2 separate regions of the Mus musculus genome follow, and region 1 is linked to region 2. A link is a loop called in an ENCODE intact Hi-C map of the cell type or tissue named here. Cell type or tissue: left cerebral cortex. All regions are shown on one strand. Each heading gives the region's core, and the rest is flanking DNA. Links, peaks and the distances in the headings are about the cores only. Region 1 has its middle 26 kb from the start of Dyrk1b. Region 2 holds the start of Eid2 (EP300 interacting inhibitor of differentiation 2).

Region 1 (9,782 bases), core at 1,055-9,054, 62 kb after region 2:
GGTACCACACATAATGGGTCCTACCACCCTTGATCACTAATTGAGAAAATGCCTTAGAGCTGGATCTTGTGGCGGCATTTCCTCAACTGAAGCTCCTTTCTCTGTGTTAACTCCAGCCTGTGTCAAGTTGACACACAAAACCAGCCAGTACAGGTTTCCTTTGGGTAAGAAGGGAACAGGGGGAATGACGATGTCTGGAATTATGACTGATGGCTGCAAGACACTGGGGACATGTGCAATTACTGAACTTGTGTGTGTGTGTGTCTGTCTGTCTTTGAGATAGAGACTCATTCTATACCTGGGGCTCATCTGGGATGCATGGCAATCATCCTACAGCGGCGTCCCAAGGACTGGAGTTACAGGTGTAGGCCACCATGTCTGGCTTTCAAGAGTGAATGCTACAATACATAAATTATGTCTCAGTCTGTGCCACCAAGACGTTTCCTTCAGATATGTGCAGTCTATGATATATCAATCACATGTGATAAAGATGTGTAAATCAGGGCCAGGCGAGATGGCCATCAGTTCTGTTAGCCACTGGGCCATCCTGTGTTTTCTAACATGTTTATCTCCTGGGAGCTCACTGATCTTTGTGGGTAGGCCTCCTGAAGAGGGTGTCAGATCTCATTACAGGTGGTTGTGAGCCACCTTGTGGTTGCTGGGATTTAAACTCCGGACCTTCGGAAGAGCAGTCAGTGCTCTTTCCTGCTGAGCCATCTTGCCAGCCTGACCTTCCTCTTTAAAAGATTAGTTTTTCAAGATATATGGGGTGTTTTCAGCTATGCTCATAAAATAGTGTTTTGGGAGGTAGGGTCTTGCTCTATAGCCCGTGCTGATCTTGAACTGAGGGCAATCCTCTGGCCTCAGCTTCTGAAAATGTAGGATTATATGTGTGAGCCACCGTACATTTTCTGCTCACTTTTCTCTGTCCACTACTGGCGCTCCCACAAAGAGAATTTGTAATTCATATGAATGGATTTGTTCATTTTTTTCATATTCTTTTCTCTCTCTGTTCTTTATACTACATAATTGCTACCTTGAAGTTTGAATAACACTTTCCTGTTATTTTTGGATCGACTGTTGCTTCTCTAGGAAACTTGTGTGCTGGCTAAAGAAGCTCCATTTTAGGCTAGGTATCCATCTTGGTATTCAGTAGCCATTTGTCTCCGACTCCAGTCCCTGGAAGTTAAGTTCCCATAACTCTGTGATGCTCGCCCAAAGTGTACAGCCATGGCGAGCTGCTCATCATGATATGACTGACTGCTTTGTTTTGCTTCTGTAACTTCCTTACACAGATACCAAAGATTGTTCTGAGTCGCCTTAAGCGCTCAACTTTGTAGAATTGAACAGTTTTTTGCTTGCTTGTGTAGATATTGAAGGTCTGCATGTGGCTTTCCCCTTATTTATTTATTTTTAAGATTTATTTATTTTATCTTATGTATGCGAGTACACTGTAGCTGTACAGATGGTTGTGAGCCTTCATGTGGTTGTTGGGAACTGAATTTTTTTTTAGAAACTTTGCTCACTCCGGTTATTCCCACCTACTCAGTCCCTGCTTGCTCTGGCCCAAGGATTGATTTATTATACATAAGTATAATAAATTAATATAATAAAAGGATTGATATTATATATAAGTACACTGTAGCTGTCTTCAGACACTCCAGAAGAGGGCGTCAGATCTCATTACCAGTGGTTGTGAGCCACCATGTGGTTGCTGGGATTTGAACTCCAGACCTTCGGAAGAGCAGTCAGTGCTCTTACCCACCGAGCCATCTCGCCAGCCCAGCCTTCCCCTTTAAAAATCCTTCTCCACCTCCTATGTTTTTGCAGTTAGTCGAAAAATCTTAGCCCGGCATGGTGGCGCACACCTTTAATCTCAGCACTCAGGAGGCAGAGGCAGGCGGATTTCTGAGTTTGAGGCCAGCCTAAAATCTTTTAATTATAATGGACTGTGTCTCTGGTCTTTTCCCAGGGCTCACAAACTTGGACTTGACTCTGTTTTATTTTTTGAGCCCCACGTTTGCACATTTGTTCTATTTTTAACATTTTATATATTTTTTTAAGATTTGTTTTGTTTGGGTGTGTGTGCGCGTGCGTGCACGTGAGTGCACATGTGTGACTATGTGTATCTGAATACAGATACTCACGGAGGCCAGGGACATCAGATCCCCTGAAGTTAGGTTCTGAGTAGTGAGCTTCTCCGTGTGGGCCCTGGGAACTTCAGCTCTGCAAGAGCAATGTGCACAATCTCTAGCCCTGAGCAGGACACACTCTTAGCTGCTCGACCGTCTTTCCAGCCTCTTTAAAGGTTTGTCTTATCGTCAATTATGGGAAGTGGAGGTTTCTGGTTTCTTTGGAGATTCAGTTGTGTCACGTGGTGTTTCTTCTGGCGCTGTTGTGTGAGAGAATGTTTTGCTGAAGCAGATGCTTGAGAGAGCGCATGACGTTTGGAAAGAGTGTAAGTAGAACCCACAGTGAGAGCATGCGCAGTTCCGTTGCAACACCGCATGCGCAATGCTTTGCTGCTCCTCGCTGCTCTTCACTTTGGAGAGAGAAAAGCGCCAAAGAACTTCTCATGAGTGATTTCTTGCTGCTTCCGCTGACTCCCGCCGATTCGGTGGCTGGATCTGCTGGATCGAGTCACTGCTACTCATTCGTGTTTGGTGTTTGGGCTGGACTGCTGATAACCTGACCACAAAGATTGGAATCACCCCAAAGAACTACTTCTAATCAGGTCCACAGCCCCCGTTTCCTAGCAACCTCTTTCTCCTCTAACCTCTGGTTGGGGTGCTAGAGGGCAGGTTGAAGTGTTTAAGAACCATAAATAAAATAGGTTTAGGAAAATCTAAGCCTACAAATTTTATGTGTCTCCTGGCTTGTCTCTATGTGGAGATGTGCAAGTAAGCACAGGCATTTGAAAATGCCCGAGGGTGTTGGATCCCCTGGCACTGCGGTTACAGTGCTGTCACCCATGCGAGTGTTGGAAACTGCACGTGGGTTCCGTGGTAAAGCAGTCTGCACTTTGAGTTTCTAGGCAGTCTCTCCAGGTCCCCATCTGTTCTATTTCCTAATGTTTCTTTATTGTTACTCTGGACTTGATCACATTTTCTTTTTACTATTTTATCCATTTAAAGAACCTTAAACACTGTTTAAGATGTACAGCTATTCTGGAACTCAATCTGGCTGTTTCTCAGAAAACTGGAAATAGTTCTACCCGAACACCCAGCTATATAGCTCCTGGGCACATACTCAAAAGATGCTCTACCATACCACAAGGACAGGTGCTCCACTATGTTCATAGCAGCTTTACTCATAAATGCCAGAAACTGGAGACAAGTCAGATTTCCCTCAACTGAAGAACGAATAAAGCAAATGTGGATCTTTTACATAATGGAATACTATTGAGTGATTAAAAACAAGGACATCAGGCTGTTGAGATGGCTCAGCGGTTAAGAGCACTGACTGCTCTTCCATAGGTCCTGAGTTTAATTCCCAGCAACCACATGGTGGCTCACAACAATTTGTAATGAGATCTGACACCTTCTTCTGGCACTTCCGAAAACAGCTACAGTGCACTTATGTATAGTAATAAATAAATCTTGTGTCAGAGTGAGCAGGGCTGACCGGTGCGAGCAGAGGTCCTAAAAATTCAATTCCTGTCCGGGCAGTGGTAGCGCACACCTTTGATCCCAGCACTTGAGAGGCAGAGGCAGGTGGATTTCTGAGTTTGAGGCCAGCCTGGTCTACACAGTGAGTTCTAGGACAGCCAGGGCTATACAGAGAAACCCTGTCTCGAAAAAAAAAAAATCAATTCCCAACAATCACAGGAAGGCTTACAACCATCTCTTCAGCTACCCATATACATAAAATAAATAAATCTTTAAAAATAAAACCAAAAAATAAAAATTTTGCAGGCAAATGGATGGAACTAGAAAATATCATCCTAAGTGAGGTAACCCAGACCCAAAAGGACAGGTGTGGTGTTGAGGCCTGCCCACCCTAGCATAGCTGTAGCCATTTTGTTTCATGCCTGCCAGTCATTAACACAGAAAAATAACTCGACTCAGAGCAGGGTCATGCTGACCACATACCCTGTTATGTTCTGTAGGTTATGAGGTTTGTTAATCTTAAGAAATTCCACAAAGCTTTACATAAGATCCATCAAATCAAATGTCAATATGAACTGTTAAGTCTGAAATATCCTGAGTTATAGCAGACTACCAGGCAGCACTTCCTGTACCCATGGATGGCTCATTGTGGGTTTTGTGGGTTTTGTTTTTCCTTTTCCTTTATAAGCTGACAGAGAAAGATGTTCGGGGACCAGAGCCTCAGCTACAACCCTGATGGATCAGAATCAGGGTATGCATTCAATAAACCATCCCTGTCTGACTGAGCTCAGTGTTTGTGTGGTTTGTGGGGCGACTTACAGACCCCAACACATGGTACATACTCACTGATAAGTGGATATTAGCCATAAAGTACAAAATACCCATGATATACCCCACGGACCCAAAGACATTAAATAAGAGGGAAGGCCCAAGCAAGGATGCTTGGATCACAGTTAGAAGGGGAAACAAAACAGTCATAGGAGGCAGAGGGAGGGAGAACTGGGTGGGAGAGGGGAGTGAGAGGGGAATGGAGAGGCGGGATCGGGTGCAAAGGGAGACAGGAGAGAGGCCCAGAGGGCCAGGAGAATGAATAGAAATCTGCAGCTGTGGGGGTGGAGTAAAGTATGGGGGTATGGGGTGGAGTGGGGAGGGGAGAATCTCTAGGAAGTCCCAGAGACCTGGGATAGGAGAGGCTCCCAGGAGTCAGTGTAGGTAATGTTAGCTGAGATGCCTAACAGTGGGGACATGGAGCCTGAAGAGGGCACCTCCTTTAGCCAGGCAGGACTCCCAGTAGAGGGATAAGGACACCATCTCGCCCAAAAAACTTTTGATCAAAAATTTATCCTATCTAAAAGAAATGCAGGAATGGAGCAGAGACCAAATAAAAGGCCAACAAATAACTGGACCAATAAGAAACCCAAACCATGGACAAGCATCCATCACTGCATTGTTAATAATATTCTGTTCTGCTTGCAGACAGGAGCCTAGCATGACTGTCCTCTGAGAGGCTCCACTCAGCGGTGGGCTGAAACAGATGCAGTTACCCACAGACAGACACCAGATGGAGGTCGGGGACACTTATGGAGGAGTTGGGGGAAGAACTGAAGGCCCTGAAGTAAGTGGGAACCCTATAGGGAGACCAACAGAGTCAAGAAACCTGGACCACTGGGAGCTTCAGAGTCTGAGCCACCAACCAAAGAGCATACAAGGGCTGGAACTAGGCCCTGGGCGTGTATGTAGCTTCATGGCTGCCCTGTCTGGTCTCAATGGGAGAGGATGCGCCTAACCTTTCAGAGACTTGAAGTGCCAGGATTGGGGAGTACCTGGGGGAGGGCACCCTCTCAAAGGAGAAGGGGAAGGGAGATCAGAGAAGGAGCAGCATTTGGGATGTAAATTAATTAATTAATTAATTTTAAAAAAGAAATTTAAAAACTGTTAGTGTGTGTGTGTGTTCTGGGACTGCAGGGTACACCACACCAGGCTTCATGGGTGGTTCTGACACATACCACACATACCACAATTTTGAAAGTGATTTTCTTTAAATATAAGGAATATGCAGAAGAGAGGCTTGAAAAGGTTCTAAGAACCAGGGGTGGTGGACAGTTTTCAAGAAAACAGCATTCCAGACACAAGGCAGGTGCACATATGAACTCAGAGACGGTGACAGCATCCACAGGACTTGTGCAGCGTAGGCCAGACAAATCCCTGCATGGAGGAGGGACAGTGGGCACAAGTCCCATCCCTAGCCAAAAAGCTATTCATAAACTACAGCCTCTGGGAGAGGGAATTTCTTCAATGGAGAGACAGAATTCACATCAACCACACCCTAGGGCAGGCCCCATGCTCAGTAAGTAGTAGGCTAAAACAAATTCGACTCTCATGTTTTTTTCAGTGCCTTTTTTTTTCCTGTTTCCTTCCCCCACCCCCACCCTGCTTGAAACAGGGTTTCTTTGTGTAACAGGGTTTCCTGAACCTTCACTTTGTAGGTCCTCCTGCCTTTGCCTCCTGAGTGCTGGATTAAAGATGGATGCTACCACTGCCCATGGGATGGGTCTCAATTTGAGTCAATTATTGATTGACCATTCCCCCAGTGTCTGCTCCATCCCCAATCATTGCATTTGGACACACAGGGTATGTTCTCTCTTGTAAGTGGATATTAGCTATAAAATACAGGATGCCCATGCTGAACTCCAGACACAAGGAGGCTGGACAGGAAGCACAAGCAAGAATGCTTGAGTCTCACTTGGAAGGGGAATGGAAAGGTGGTGGAAGGCAGATGGAGGGAGGGAGCTGGGTGGGAGAGGGGGAAAGGGAGTGTGTGTGGGGGTTGGGGTTGGGCTGGGGAGGGCAGGGGGATGGCCTGATGGCCATGAGAATGAATGGAAATCTGCAACTGACAGAGGTGGGGAGGCATGGGACATCTCCAGGAAGAGATGGAGACCTGGGATAGGGGAGGCATGGGACATCTCCAGGAAGAGATGGAGACCTGGGATAGGGGAGGCATGGGACATCTCCAGGAAGAGATGGAGACCTGGGATAGGGGAGGCATGGGACATCTCCAGGAAGAGATGGAGACCTGGGATAGGGGAGGTGTCCAGGAATCAATGGAGGTGTTCTTAGTTGTGATTCACAGCACTAGGGACATGGACCCTGAGGAGGCTGCCTCCTGTGGCCAGGCAGGAACCCCAGTGGAGGGATAGGGACAATAACACACACACAAAACTTTTAACCCAGAACTTACCATCTTTCTTTTTTTCTCTTCTCTTCTCTTCTCTTCTCTTCTCTTCTCTTCTCTTCTCTTCTCTTCTCTTCTCTTCTCTTCTCTTCTCTTCTCTTCTCCTCTCCTCTCCTCTCCTCTCCTCTCCTCTCCTCTCCTCTCCTCTCCTCTCCTCTCCTCTTCTCCCCTCCCCTCCCCTCCCCCTTCTCTTCTCTTCCCTCTCCCTCCCTCCCTCCCTCCCTCTTTCTTTCTTTCTTTCTTTCTTTCTTTCTTTCTTTCTTTCTTTTCTTTCTTTCTTTTTTTTTTTTGAGACAGGGTTTCTCTGTGTATCCCTGGCTGTCCTGGAACTCACTCTGTAGACCAGGCTGGCATCAAACTCAGAAATCTGCCTGCCTCTGCCTCCCAAGTGCTGGGATTAAAGGCATGCGCCATCACACCTGGCTCATCTTTCTTTTTTTAAGAGAGAACATGGAGTTGGGTCAAAAAGGATCTGGGAGGAGTTAGGGAATGGAAAAGAATATATTACAAAATACTATATAAAATTACCATTTATAAGATGATATAATTATACTATACAGTAGTATAATAGTATATATTATATAAAATTATAAAATTCTATATAAAATAAACATTTTAAAAGATTAAAAATTAAGCAAACAAACAGCAAAACAAAACGAGGGATTGGGGGGACAGTTCAGCAGTTAAGAGCACTGACTGCTCTTCCAGAGGACCTGGGTTCAGTTCCCAGCACCCACACACGTGACAGCTCCCAACTCTCTTATCTTCAGCCCTAGGGCATCTGATGCCCTCTTCTGACCTCTGCAGGAACTGCATGCACTCATTGTCTAGACATATAAACAGGTTTAAAAAAAAAAAAAAGGAGCGCGCGCACACACACACACACACACACACACACACACACACACACACACACGAGCCAAAGACCACTGTTAGGCAAAACCTCGAGTTCTTCTCACAGGTCCACACATTCATTCCACCCCCAACCCGACCCCAGTGACCCTTGCTCATGCTCTGCTCAGCCACACTGACCTTTGGGTCCCAGCCAGGAAGGCCGAGTTACACTTTGGAAGAGGTTTAATTGGCTCTTTATTTAAGACAGCTCGTATTAGCAGGTCCCCTGGGGATTGAGTAAGGACTTGGGTGGGACACCTGGGGTTCCAGGGATGATGTGGTAACTGCAGCTCCCCAGGGGTTGGGAAGAAAGGCAGCTACTTATATAAGAAAGCTGGAGCCATTTCTGAAAGGCGCCAAAAAAGGAGCAGGAGCGGTGGAGAGAACCATCAATCAGGTGCTCTGAACAGGTGGAGGCTGGGGCGGCTCGCAGCCGAAAGCCCTGCTCAGAGCTCCAGTTACCAGCTGTGGGAATCTAAGCGTGACAGCTGAAGCCAAAGGGGAGGGAGAAGGGACAGAGGCCTGAGTCAGGGGAAACATCGACTGTGGAGCACCTGAGGTGAGGAGCCACCAGGCAGGGAGCTGAAGACCAGTACTCACAAGCATCCCGTGCCGTGGGTCAGAAGCAGCAACGTGATCAAAGGCTTCTTAGAATCGTGTTCTCGAGCTTCCCCTACTGAGTGTCTGGCAGGGAAAAGAAGGGACACCAACCTTCTTCAAAATCTTCTTCTTGGTCTCCCCCAAGCCCCATCTGTGAGGGCTGAACACAGAGCCTCCTGAATATTGGTCAGAGTTCTACCACTGAACCACGCCCCCAGCCCCTCACTGGGGGATTCTAGGCAGGGGCTCTACCACTGAGCCACGCCCCCAGCCCCTCACTGGGGGATTCTAGGCAGGGGCTCTACCACTGAGCCACGCCCCCAGCCCCTCACTGGGGGATTCTAGGCAGGGGCTCTACCACTGAGCCACGCCTCCAGCCCCTCACTGGGGGATTCTAGGCAGGGGCTCTACCACTGAGTCACACCCCCAGCCCCTCACTGGGGGATTCTAGGCAGGGGCTCTACCACTGAGCCACGCCCCCAGCCCCTCACTGGGGGATTCTAGGCAGGGGCTCTACCACTGAGCCACGCCCCCAGCCCCTCACTGGGGGATTCTAGGCAGGGGCTCTACCACTGAGCCACGCCTCCAGCCCCTCACTGGGGGATTCTAGGCAGGTGCTCTACCACTGAGCCATGCCCCCAGCCCCTCACTGGGGGATTCTAGGCAGGTGCTCTACCACTGAGCCATGCCCCCAGCCCCTCACTGGGGGATTCTAGGCAGGTCTTCTGATGCTGAGTTGTATATCCAGTCTTTATTTTCTTTTGGGCCTTTTTTTTTTTTTTAATTTAAATTTCTTGAGACAGGGTCTCACTATACAACTCTGGCTGGCATGGAACTTGATATGTGGCTAAGACTGGGTTGCAATTCAAAGATCCACTTGCTTCTGTCTCTCAAGTGGTGGGATTAAAGGCATGCACCCCCATGCCCAATTTTTCTTTTTTCTATCCTCTTTTTTGTGTGGGTGGGGAGGAAGGGTTTGGTACAGGGTTTCTCTGTGTAGTCCTGTCCTGGAACTCAAGGTCTGTAGGCCAGGCTGGCCTTGAACTCATAGAGATCTGCCTGCCTCTGCCTCCTGAGTACAGGGATTATTAAAAGCACGTGCCAAGGCTGGTGAGATGGTTCAGTGGTTAAGAGCAATGACTGCTCTTCCTGAGTTTAAATCCCAGCAACCACATGGTGGTTCACAACCTTCTGTAATGGGGATCTGATGCCCTCTTCTGGTGTGTCTGAAGACAGCGACAGCGACAGTGTGCTCACTACGTAAAATTAAATCTTAAAAAAAAAAAAAAAGAAAAGCATGTGCCACTATGCCCAGAATTTTTGTTTTTAAATAAAAAGATCACAACCCAAAGCAGGAAAAAAAGTCTCCTTAAGTTGTTCAGGTTGATTTTGCGTTCAGAAATTCACCGTGGCTACAGCCAGGTAGACTTTGAACTTGAGGTCCC
Region 2 (9,782 bases), core at 1,116-9,115:
CACCCATGAGGGCCATCAGACTGTCACTCATGAGGGCCATCAGACTGTCACTCATGAGGGCCATCAGACTGTCACCCATGAGGGCCATCAGACTGTCACCCATGAGGGCCATCAGACTGTCACCCATGGGGGCCATCAGACTGTCACCCATGGGGGCCATCAGACTGTCACCCATGGGGGCCATCAGACTGTCACCCATGGGGGCCATCAGACTGTCTGTCACTCATGAGGGCCTGAAATTTGGGTCTCAGCATCCATGTTAAAGCTGAGCATGGCCACATGTGCTATAACCCCACCTCTGTGAGGTAGAGACAGAAGGAGGCCATCAGCTTAGCTCCAGGTTCAGTGAGAGTCTCAAGGAAAGTGATAGAGGTTACCTGACACCCTCTTCTGGCCTCTGCACATATGGACACACATACACATGTATGTGTACACCACACACATGAACACACACTGAAAAGTTAGAGAAGAATCATCAGACAAACTAACATTATTGAGTGGGGCTGGAGAGATGGCTCAGAGCACTGGCTGCTCCTCTGCCAGACCTGGGTTCAGTTCCCAGCATTCACACAGCAGCTCGGCCTTCTGTAACTGCAGTTCCAGGGGTCAGACGCCCTCCTGTGGCCTCCTTGAGCACCTGGCATTCAAGTACACAGAATTCATGCAGACAACAGATGAGATATCTAGGAACAAACGACTAGACCTGTGAAAGACCAATTTCAGGTGAATTCATCTAACAATATTAATACTCTCCAAATAAAACATTTAGACTCAAGGGTACAAAGAAGCTTTTAAACATCTGTGTGCACGCTTGCTTTCATGCGTGTGCAGGTGCATGCTTATGTGGAGGTTAGAGGTCAACCCCCAGTGCTCCTTGTGATAGTTCAACCTGTCTTCTGTGGCAGGCCTCTTGCTGGAACCCAGGGCTGCTGGCTTGTCAGAGAACGTCAGGAATCCTCTGTCTATACCACCTGTGCTGGGGCTATGAGTGTGTGTCACCTCATCTTTCCTATGTGGGTTTGGGACCAAACCTTGCGAAACAAGTATTCTACAGACTTCTGACCCCAGCCAAGATATTTAGCCAAATATCAAACTTGTGGTGATCCTCCTATGTTCTGAGATTACAGGCATGAGGTCTCACTACTTGGTCTATAAAGTCTTTAAAAAACATGAAAACAGCCAGGCAGTGGTGGTGGCACACACCTTTAAGCCCAGCATGCAGGAGGCAGGGCCAGGCAGATCTGAGTTCTGGGCTTGGTCTACAGAGCAAGTTCCAGGACAGCCAGGACTACACAGAGAGATCTTGTCTTGAAAAAACAAAACAAAAAATAAGTAAAAAATAACGTGCAAACAGATCATTTGAACAGAAAGACCTCTGTAACTTTTTATTCACCATTTATTTTATTTTATCGAGTTTCTCTGAGTAGCCTTGGCTATAGAACAATAGGTCAGGCCTGCCTCTTCTGGGATTAAAGGCAAGGCAAGCACCAACACCACCTAGCTGGAAGAGTTCCATATCTTACCGATGTGGTAGCTCACACCTGTAACCCCAGCCTTTGGAAGATAAGACACGTGAATCCTTAATTTCAGGCTGGCATGGATTAAAAGTGAGATTCTGTCTTGAACCAAATATGACAAAACACAGCTCAAAGGAAAGACTGAGGGGCTGGAGAGATGGCCAGAGGCGGAGGGCGCTTGTTGCTCTTGTAAAGGCCTGAGTTTGGCTTCCAGCATCTCAAAGGTTGCACATAATTCCAGTTCCAAAGCATCCAACGCCCCCTTCTGGCTTTCTGAGGCACTGCATGCACAAAGTGAACATAGATATAAATGGGGGCAACAGCTCAGACACATTAAAGATAAACACTTTAAAATAAAAAGTATCTGATTATAAAATGAAAGGTATATAAAAAGCAGTATCTTAAAGGCAGCAGTTATTCCTAGGTTATATATAAATGTGATTCTAATGAACTAGCAATAACACAGGTGTGGTGGTCACACTTACTCCCAGCACTTGGGAGGCATGGGCAGGCCATCTCTGAATTTGAGGCCAGCCTGGTCTACAGAGGCAGATCCAGGACAGCCAGGGCTACACAGAGAAACCCTGTCTCATCCCCGCCCCCAAGTAAAAATGAGCATAAATAACCAGAAACACTATTACTTCTTTGAATAAATCCCAAGTGGTTCACGATAAAAAAATGAAATCTCCAGAGAAACCCTGTCTTGAAAAACCAAACCAAACCAAACCAAACCAAACCAAATCAAACCAACCAAAACAAAAAACAAACAAACAAACAAAACACAAAACACAAAAAACAAAAACAAACTCAAAACCAAACCCACCAACCAACCAAAAATCCAAAAAAAGAGTAACCTCTCTCATACACACTAATAAAACTTTGGAATTCAAAATTTCGCACAATTTAGGGAAAACAGGAAAAACAAAAACCCCTAACCTTAGTTGACACAAGCCTGGTGGCCTGGTTTGATCTGCTCAACTCACATCGAGAATAAAAATAAAATCTTTCAGAAAAGCCACTTAAATAACTAGAAAAAAATATATTTGTAACTCATATCACAAACTATTGTTATACCTAATGTCACTAATAATAGTAAGCTACTACAGCCATTAAGGGAATTATTAAGGGGAGAAATGGGTAAAAAATGTGGACATTCACCAGGGTGATGGTGGCGCACGCCTTTAATCCCAGCACTTGGGAGGCAGAGGCAGGCAGATTTCTGAGTTCGAGGTCAACCTGGTCTACAGAGTGAGTTCCAGGACAGCCAGAGCTCCACAGAGAAACCCTGTCTCGAAAAAACCAAAACCAAAACAACAACTACAACAAAAATCTGGACAGTCATGAGAGAGGAAAAGGAACTAGATTTTTGTGGTGTGTGTTGGGGGTGGGATCAGACCCAAGAGACTTGTACATTCTAGGCAGGGGCTCTACCACTGAGCCATGCCCCAACCCCTCACTGGGGGATTCTAGGCAGGGGCTCTACCACTGAGCCATGCCCCAACCCCTTACTGGGGGATTCTAGGCAGGGGCTCTACCACTGAGCCACGCCCCCAGCCCCTCACTGGGGGGGTCTAGCCACGCCCCCAGCCCCTCATTGGGGGATTCTAGGCAGGGGCTCTACCACTGAGCCACGCCCCCAGCCCCTCACTGGGGGATTCTAGGCAAGTGTGCTATCATTGACCCACCTTTTGTTTCTTTTTTTTTTCGAGACAGGGTTTCATCGTGTAGCCCTGGCTGTCCTGGAACTCACTTTGTAGACCAGCCTGGCTTTGAACTCAGAAATCTGCCTCTGCCTCCCAAGTGCTGAGATTAAAGGCATTCACCACCACACCGGCTTCACCTTTTCCTTTTTTTTTTTTTTTTTTTTAAGATTTGTTTATTGTATGTAAGTACACTATAGTTGTCTTCAGACACTCCAGAAGAGGGTGCCAGATCTCATTACGGATGGTTGTGAGCCACCATGTGGTTGCTGGGATTTGAACTCAGGACCTCTGGAAGAGCAGTCAGTGCTCTTAACCGCTGAGCCATCTCTCCATCCCCCCACCTTTTCATTCTAAAGTGAAAAGATAACTTACAATAAAAACCTTACAACCGCTATATCTTTTTTTTCTACCGTCAGTCTGGTAAGCACTGTGCATCTGATGGTTGAGCATATTGGCTAGGGAGTCAGAAAACATCCAATTATCGATCACTGGTGGGAGCACCAAGGGGCCAATTAGCTGCATCTGTAAAGTTACAAAGGCAAGCCTTTGGCCCAGGACTGTCACCTCTAGACATCAGGCTACAGAGATTATCAAGAACAAAAAGCCTAAGAAGCTAGTGAGACGAACCGTCAATTTTATGGAAACTTAAAAGACAAACAAAACAAAACAAAACCAGGCGTGGTGGCGCACGCCTTTAATCCCAGCTCTCAGGAGGCAGAGGCAGGCGGATTTCTGAGTTCGAGGCCAGCCTGGTCTACAAAGTGAGTTCCGGGACAGCCAGGGCTATAAAGAGAAACCCTGTCTCGAAAAAACCAAAAAACCCCAAAAAGTAGTAGGTATATAACACCATCAAGTATAAGACTTATTCCACCTTGGGATGGTAGACATGAAAAATGTGTTCAGAACGGAAGCAGTATGTGCCTGCCCACGGGCCCGTTGGTGTGCGCAGGCGCCAACCTACCAGAGGTGGCGCCATACTGCCAGGAGAAACCGATGGGAAAAAGCCCACCGTCCACCAGTATATTCCTGGTTCATAACAGCATAACCACAAAATATAGCCCTAAGGAGTAAATATACTGGTCGGGAAGGTTCTTCACGGTATCTTCATAAGAAATCACAATATCCAAACCAAAATCTGTCAACTCTGCTGAGAAATAAAATGTGTATAAAAAAGGAAACAAGGACGGAAACTGCCTTCAGAGGCTGCATGAGGCATGGGGACAAGGAGAGAAGGACAGAAGACTCTCAATCCTTCATAGTCTTGGGACTTAGGAATAGATTAATTACAAAGCAATGACGGAAAAAAAAAACTTTTGAAAAATGGAAAATAAAATCCCAGAAAATTGGTATGTTTGGAAACACGATTTATCACATACTATATACAATATTTATGTTGTTCGCCATTCACAATGTCTGAGACACAAAATCCCTCTTACACTATACACGCTTGTTGACGCTGACGTGAAGACTTTGCCTGCTCTGACAAGGTCAAGTTCTCCACAGAAACCTCGTCCTAAAACCAGCTTTCTCTTCGAGTCTTCTTCGTCGTGGGCTCTACTACTGGCAATTTTAAGTCTTTACAGTTTTACAAAACCGTCCTTTACTTATTAACGAAGCCACGAGGATGGACCTTTTCCATAACACAAGAAATTTCAACTGATCATAAACTCAAGAAACGGTAGGAGTCTACGATGCTTTCCCTCCCCACCCCCAATTTTCTGACGCTTTTCCTCCCTCTGAGGAAGCGCTGCCTCTCAAGATCCGTTTGATTTCTTAAAACCAAGTTGCAGGATGGGGTTTCACTTGGATGCGGAGGTCTTGGTGCCGTGCCCTCCCCGCAGTCCGACTCTTCACTCTCTGTGGATGAACTTATCGCAACCCAGTTCTTCTATTAGAGGATTGATCACCTCTGATGCAGTCAGGGCTATGGTAAACGTTAAAATGTCAAAATCCACCCTCTGGGGGTTACGCAGGTACTCTATGTCGAAGGCTGCCTCCCTGGCTCGGCAGGCCTCCACGAAGCGCCGCCGGCGCTCCTCCAGCTCCTGGATCCGGCCGGGGGCGATCGGGTAGTTCTCCAGGTAGTGGCGCAGGAACTGCTGGTAATTGATGCCCAAGACGCTGAGGGGGTGGCGGAAGCGCATGTACGGCATCGCCGCCAGGCCGCCCGCCCTGGACCGGGGCCTGCCCTCCGGAGCCTCCTCCTCCAGCGGATCGCCCAGCAGCCGGGCCACCTCTGCCATCCGGGCTTCCCTGGACGCCGCCGCCGCCGCCGGGCCTTCGCGGGCCGCTGCGCCGCCCCGGGGCGCCGCCCCAGGGCCTCCTCGGGCCGCCGCCGCCCTGCCTTCCCGGGCTGCAGCCACCCGGCCTCCCCTGGCAGCCGCCGCCGGGGCTGCGGGGCCTTCCCGGGCCGCCGCCATTGGGCGTCCCCGGGTCTCCCCAGGTCGCGCCGGACCCGGGAGCGCACGCCGCCCGCCGCCTACCTCGGCCTGCGGGAGCCGGCGGTCGCGGCTCGCTGCTCCCGTCTGCGGGGCGCTGCTGACTGCGGGCAGCTGCGACATGTCGGACCGCGGGGTCAGCACCGCTGCTCGCTGAGACCCGGGAAGAACGGGGCCGTGAGGCGCGGGGCGTGCACGCGAGGGCGCGTCCACGAGCGCAATGCGCACGGGTAGGGGGTCGCGTGTCTCGCCGTCTGCGCAGGCGTAGCTCCAACGGCGAAGCCGAGGAGCAGTGCGCACGCGTGTCCTCCGGGCATTTGCTGGCGAGCCTTGAGATTGCTACCTAGCAGTCAGAAGAGCGGTTGCATCCTTTCTGTTGAAGGGGGGGGGTCTCTTTCACATTTCTACCAATCGGTTTAAGTTTCTAAATTTAATTTTAGTTTTAAAATTAGTCTTTAAAGTTTTCTTGCCGGGCGTGGTGGCGCGCGCCTTTAATCCCAGCACTAGGGAGGCAGAGGCAGGCAGATTTCTGAGTTCAAGGCCAGCCTGGACTACAGAGTGAGTTCCAGGACAGCCAGGACTATACAGAGAAACCCTGTCTCGAAAAAACCAAAAAAAAAAAAAAAAAAAACCAAAAAAAAAAACAAAAACAAAAAAAAGTTTTCTTTATTTGTATGTATTTTATTTTATGGGCATGATGGTTTGCTTCCATGTTTATATGTGTACCACATAATACAATGCCAACAGAAGCCAGAAGAGGGCGCTGGATCCTCTGGAACTGGAGTTACGGAAACCCTGCTGGGTGCTGTGATTAAACCTTTACCAGAGTAGCCAGTGCTCTTAACCTTGCAGCCAGGTCTCTGGTCTCTTGGTTGTGTTTTTGAAACAGTTTCACGAAGCTCAGACTGCTAAGGATGGCCTTGAACTCCTGATCTTCCTGCCTCTGCTTCTTGAGTCTAGGATGATAGGCATGTCTCACTATGCCTCGATAGTTAACTAACCTAGTACAGGTTATTATTAACTATACTAACCTATTAACTCTACTATGATTTATCAATTAAAGGCAAAACATAAATAGATAGACTTACAACTGAACCATAAAGGCCAACAAGATGGCTCAGTGGGTAAAGTCACTTTCCCCAAAATCTGATGACTACTTGTGTTCAATCCCAGAAACCCACATGGTGGAAGGAAAAAAATGACACCCAAAAGTTGTTCTCTGAAGTCTTCGTGCGTGCGAACATGTTGAGAAAAGAACGGGACAGTAAGGGAGAGCAGGCGTGTCCTGTGAGTCGGCTGCTCACAGGGCACTCGAGACCTTTGGTGACTGCTCAACATTTTGATGTATACTAGCAGCCACGTCCTTCCCGTCACTTATGTCATTTAGTCAATTATCTGCTTTCCTTTGTGGATTCTTTTAAATATCACTCTTTCCCCAAGTCAGACCCCGAGTTGTGAACACAACTTTTGGAAAGCGAAGCGGCTCTAGCTGTCCAGAGCTTGGCAAACACGGCTCTGGCAGGCCTTGCCCTTCTCTCCTGTTCCCAATGCTTTGCTAAGAAAACTGTAAGATCACATCCTCCTCCTGAAGCTGGCTATCAAGGTCCAGCTATCAAAGCACTGAAGTCCAGCAATCAAAAGCTCCCTTTGCCTATCCAAATCAACCTGTCCAATCAAAATTAAACACCTCATCCTATCACGGGGGTTTCCCTTTGAGCCTTTACTAATTGCCATTTGCAGAATGTGCCGCATCTGTCTCCTCTCTATCCCAGTCCTTTGCCTCATTCTAGAGAAATCCCCCCTCTCTCTTGCTCCCTCCCCCTTGCCTCCTCCTCTATCTCCAGCATTTATCTCTTATTCCCTGCCCTTGTCTCTCTGGGGCAAATAAATCTCTTTTGTAGGAGACCTTGGTCTTGAAGTATCCTGAGCTAATGCTGATCTCTTACAGAAACTGTAGGGCCCCCCCCAACCCCCACCCCATCCCCGCCAGACTGTCTGGTGCTTTCCAGGTGGCATTTAAGTGTCTATGTCTTACTGAGATTGCATAATTCAAGGTCTAACACGGATGCAAACGAAGGGGAATCTGAGGGCATGCTCAGGTAGGATGCATACAATGCCTCTGCTTCTCGCACACTGTAGGAGGAGCTGTCACGAGAGAAGAGCCTGTTGCCATGCTCTTTGGCAGTTGTGCATGTGCCCACTGTTCTCACACGCGCTATTGTCTCGCCAGCAAGAACACACGTGTGAGAAACCGGATCCTTCTGCAGCAACTTTATTACACCAGTTTCAACATGAAGAGGAAGACCCCAAGCATCAAAAAGGCGCTGCTTATATACACCTTAGTGTGGCGTGTCCACACCTGATTGGCTGCTCTCCCAGAGCCGCATCACCACTCCCCGGGATGGGCCGTGACTTGGCACGAAAAACACTCTCACACATGCGCACATTGCTTGTTTACCAATTAAGCCACACAGGCACAGCGGAAACCGCTTCCCACACACTGTGATGTAATTTGATCGGTACATTTAGTCACATTAGTCATTAGTGACTAAACATTAGTAACATCGAGTTACCACAATGAGACCGGAGGTAGCCAATATATAAGGAGGTTTATTTAGCCCAGAATTCCGAAGGTTCAGTCAAAGATTGAGCATCTCACTGCTGTAGGCCATTGCTAAGGGCATATCATTTGGGGAGTGCATGGTGGAGAGAACCCTTTGCATCATGAACCATGAAGCAGAGAGAATGACAAGACCAAGTCCCACGGTTGCTTTTGGGAGCATGTCCCCACAACCTAAGAACCTCATATAAAGTCATTGTCTTAGGGTTTCTACTGCTGTGAAGAGACACTATGGCCACAAGAACTCTGTTTGTTTGTTTGTTTGTTTGTTTGTTTGTTTGAGACAGGGTTTCTCTGTGTGGCCCTGGCTGTCCTGGAACTCACTCTGTAGACCAGGCTGGCCTCATACTCAGAAATCTACCTGCCTCTGCCTCCCAAGTGCTGGGATTAAAGGCATGTGCCACAAGAACTCTTATAAAGAAAAGCAGTTGGGGCTGGCTTACAGTTTCAGAGGCTTAGTCCATTATCATCATGGTGGGAACCATGGAGGTAAGTATGCAGACACGGTGTCGGAGAAGGAGCTGAGAGTTCAACGTCTTGATCTGCAGGCAGGAAACAAAGACTGTGTCACTACAAAACCTGCCTCCAGTGACACATGTCCACCAATAAACCCAAACCTACTCCAAAAAGGCCACACCTCCTAATAATGCTACTTCCTATGGACCAAGCATAAACACATACCAGTCTGTGGGGACCATTCCTACTCACTCAGTTGTGTTTTGTAAAGGCTCACAGCACCCCCCTGGAGCATCCTAAGAACCAAGTCTTTAACATGTAGACTTTGAAGGGTACTCATGCAAACTGTAGAAATAGTATGAAAGGGGCTCAGGTGGCAGTAGCCCAGTGGTGAACAAGTTGTATGACAGTTTTCTCTGAGAGGGAAACATTCCAGTCTTCAGGGAAGCTCCTTAAGCAGGAAGGCAAATATCTCAAAATGGCTTCAGGAAGTCCCTGAAACTGACCAGACTCGCTAGGCCTCTCCTTCCCAAAGTAAACAAGCTGCTGAGAGTCACTCTCAGACAAGCAAAGCTGCAAAGAAGACTCCTAGACCAGACCAGCTGCCTGGAGGAAGCAGAAACCAGCTAAGCTGCCTGGAAGAGGTTTAGACCAATTGAATCACTTGGAAGGACACTCTCCAACCTATTTAGCTGTCTGTCTCCAGGGTGTGCGGTGGGCTCCAGCTTCTCAGCTTTGTAAGCTGTCACTCATGCTGGATCGAGCTTTGGTGATACAGCTTGTCTGTAAGTCATTTCTGCTCCTGTAAGTAACACCAATAGAACTCACTGGTTCACCAAGTTCGACTTTGGTGATATCTGTACTGATCTGTTGTGGGCTCTGAAAGGATCAGTATTGGCTCAGGACGCCCAAGACCAAGTGTGTATCCAGCATCTCTTACCCGCAAAACCGTCACTCCAGCCCTTGCCTATTGAAAGCAGAGGCTCAGAGGCAGTGCGAGTCAGCACCACGGACAGCACTAGAGGGAGCCCGATTGGGAGAGTGTGGC

The links. Peaks named below come from ENCODE experiments on the same cell type or tissue, not always from the same donor. Only the 100,000 strongest peaks of a DNase experiment are listed, where the experiment ranks them.
Region 1: it touches region 2 in a loop (2.6-fold over the local background); 8 of 42 quality-filtered maps call a loop at or near these places.

Annotation. Positions count from the first base shown.
Region 1 is chr7:28,201,780-28,211,561 of GRCm38, reverse strand. No RefSeq gene overlaps it. Among named protein-coding and RNA genes, the nearest start is that of Dyrk1b, 26 kb to the right of the region's middle. In left cerebral cortex, for the core only: a CTCF peak has its summit at 5,142 (motif pointing right); DNase peaks (open chromatin) are centred at 2,470, 3,209 and 5,152; H3K4me3 peaks cover 866 bases; H3K27ac peaks cover 478 bases.
Region 2 is chr7:28,263,954-28,273,735 of GRCm38, reverse strand. It overlaps Eid2 (EP300 interacting inhibitor of differentiation 2), which reads right to left and starts at 5,855. Exons shown (of 1, transcript NM_198425.2): 1 at 4,568-5,855. The coding sequence starts at 5,781. The coding sequence ends at 5,071. In left cerebral cortex, for the core only: CTCF peaks have their summits at 1,791 (motif pointing left), 4,174 and 6,420 (motif pointing right); DNase peaks (open chromatin) are centred at 5,333 and 5,926; H3K4me3 peaks cover 1,679 bases; H3K27ac peaks cover 913 bases.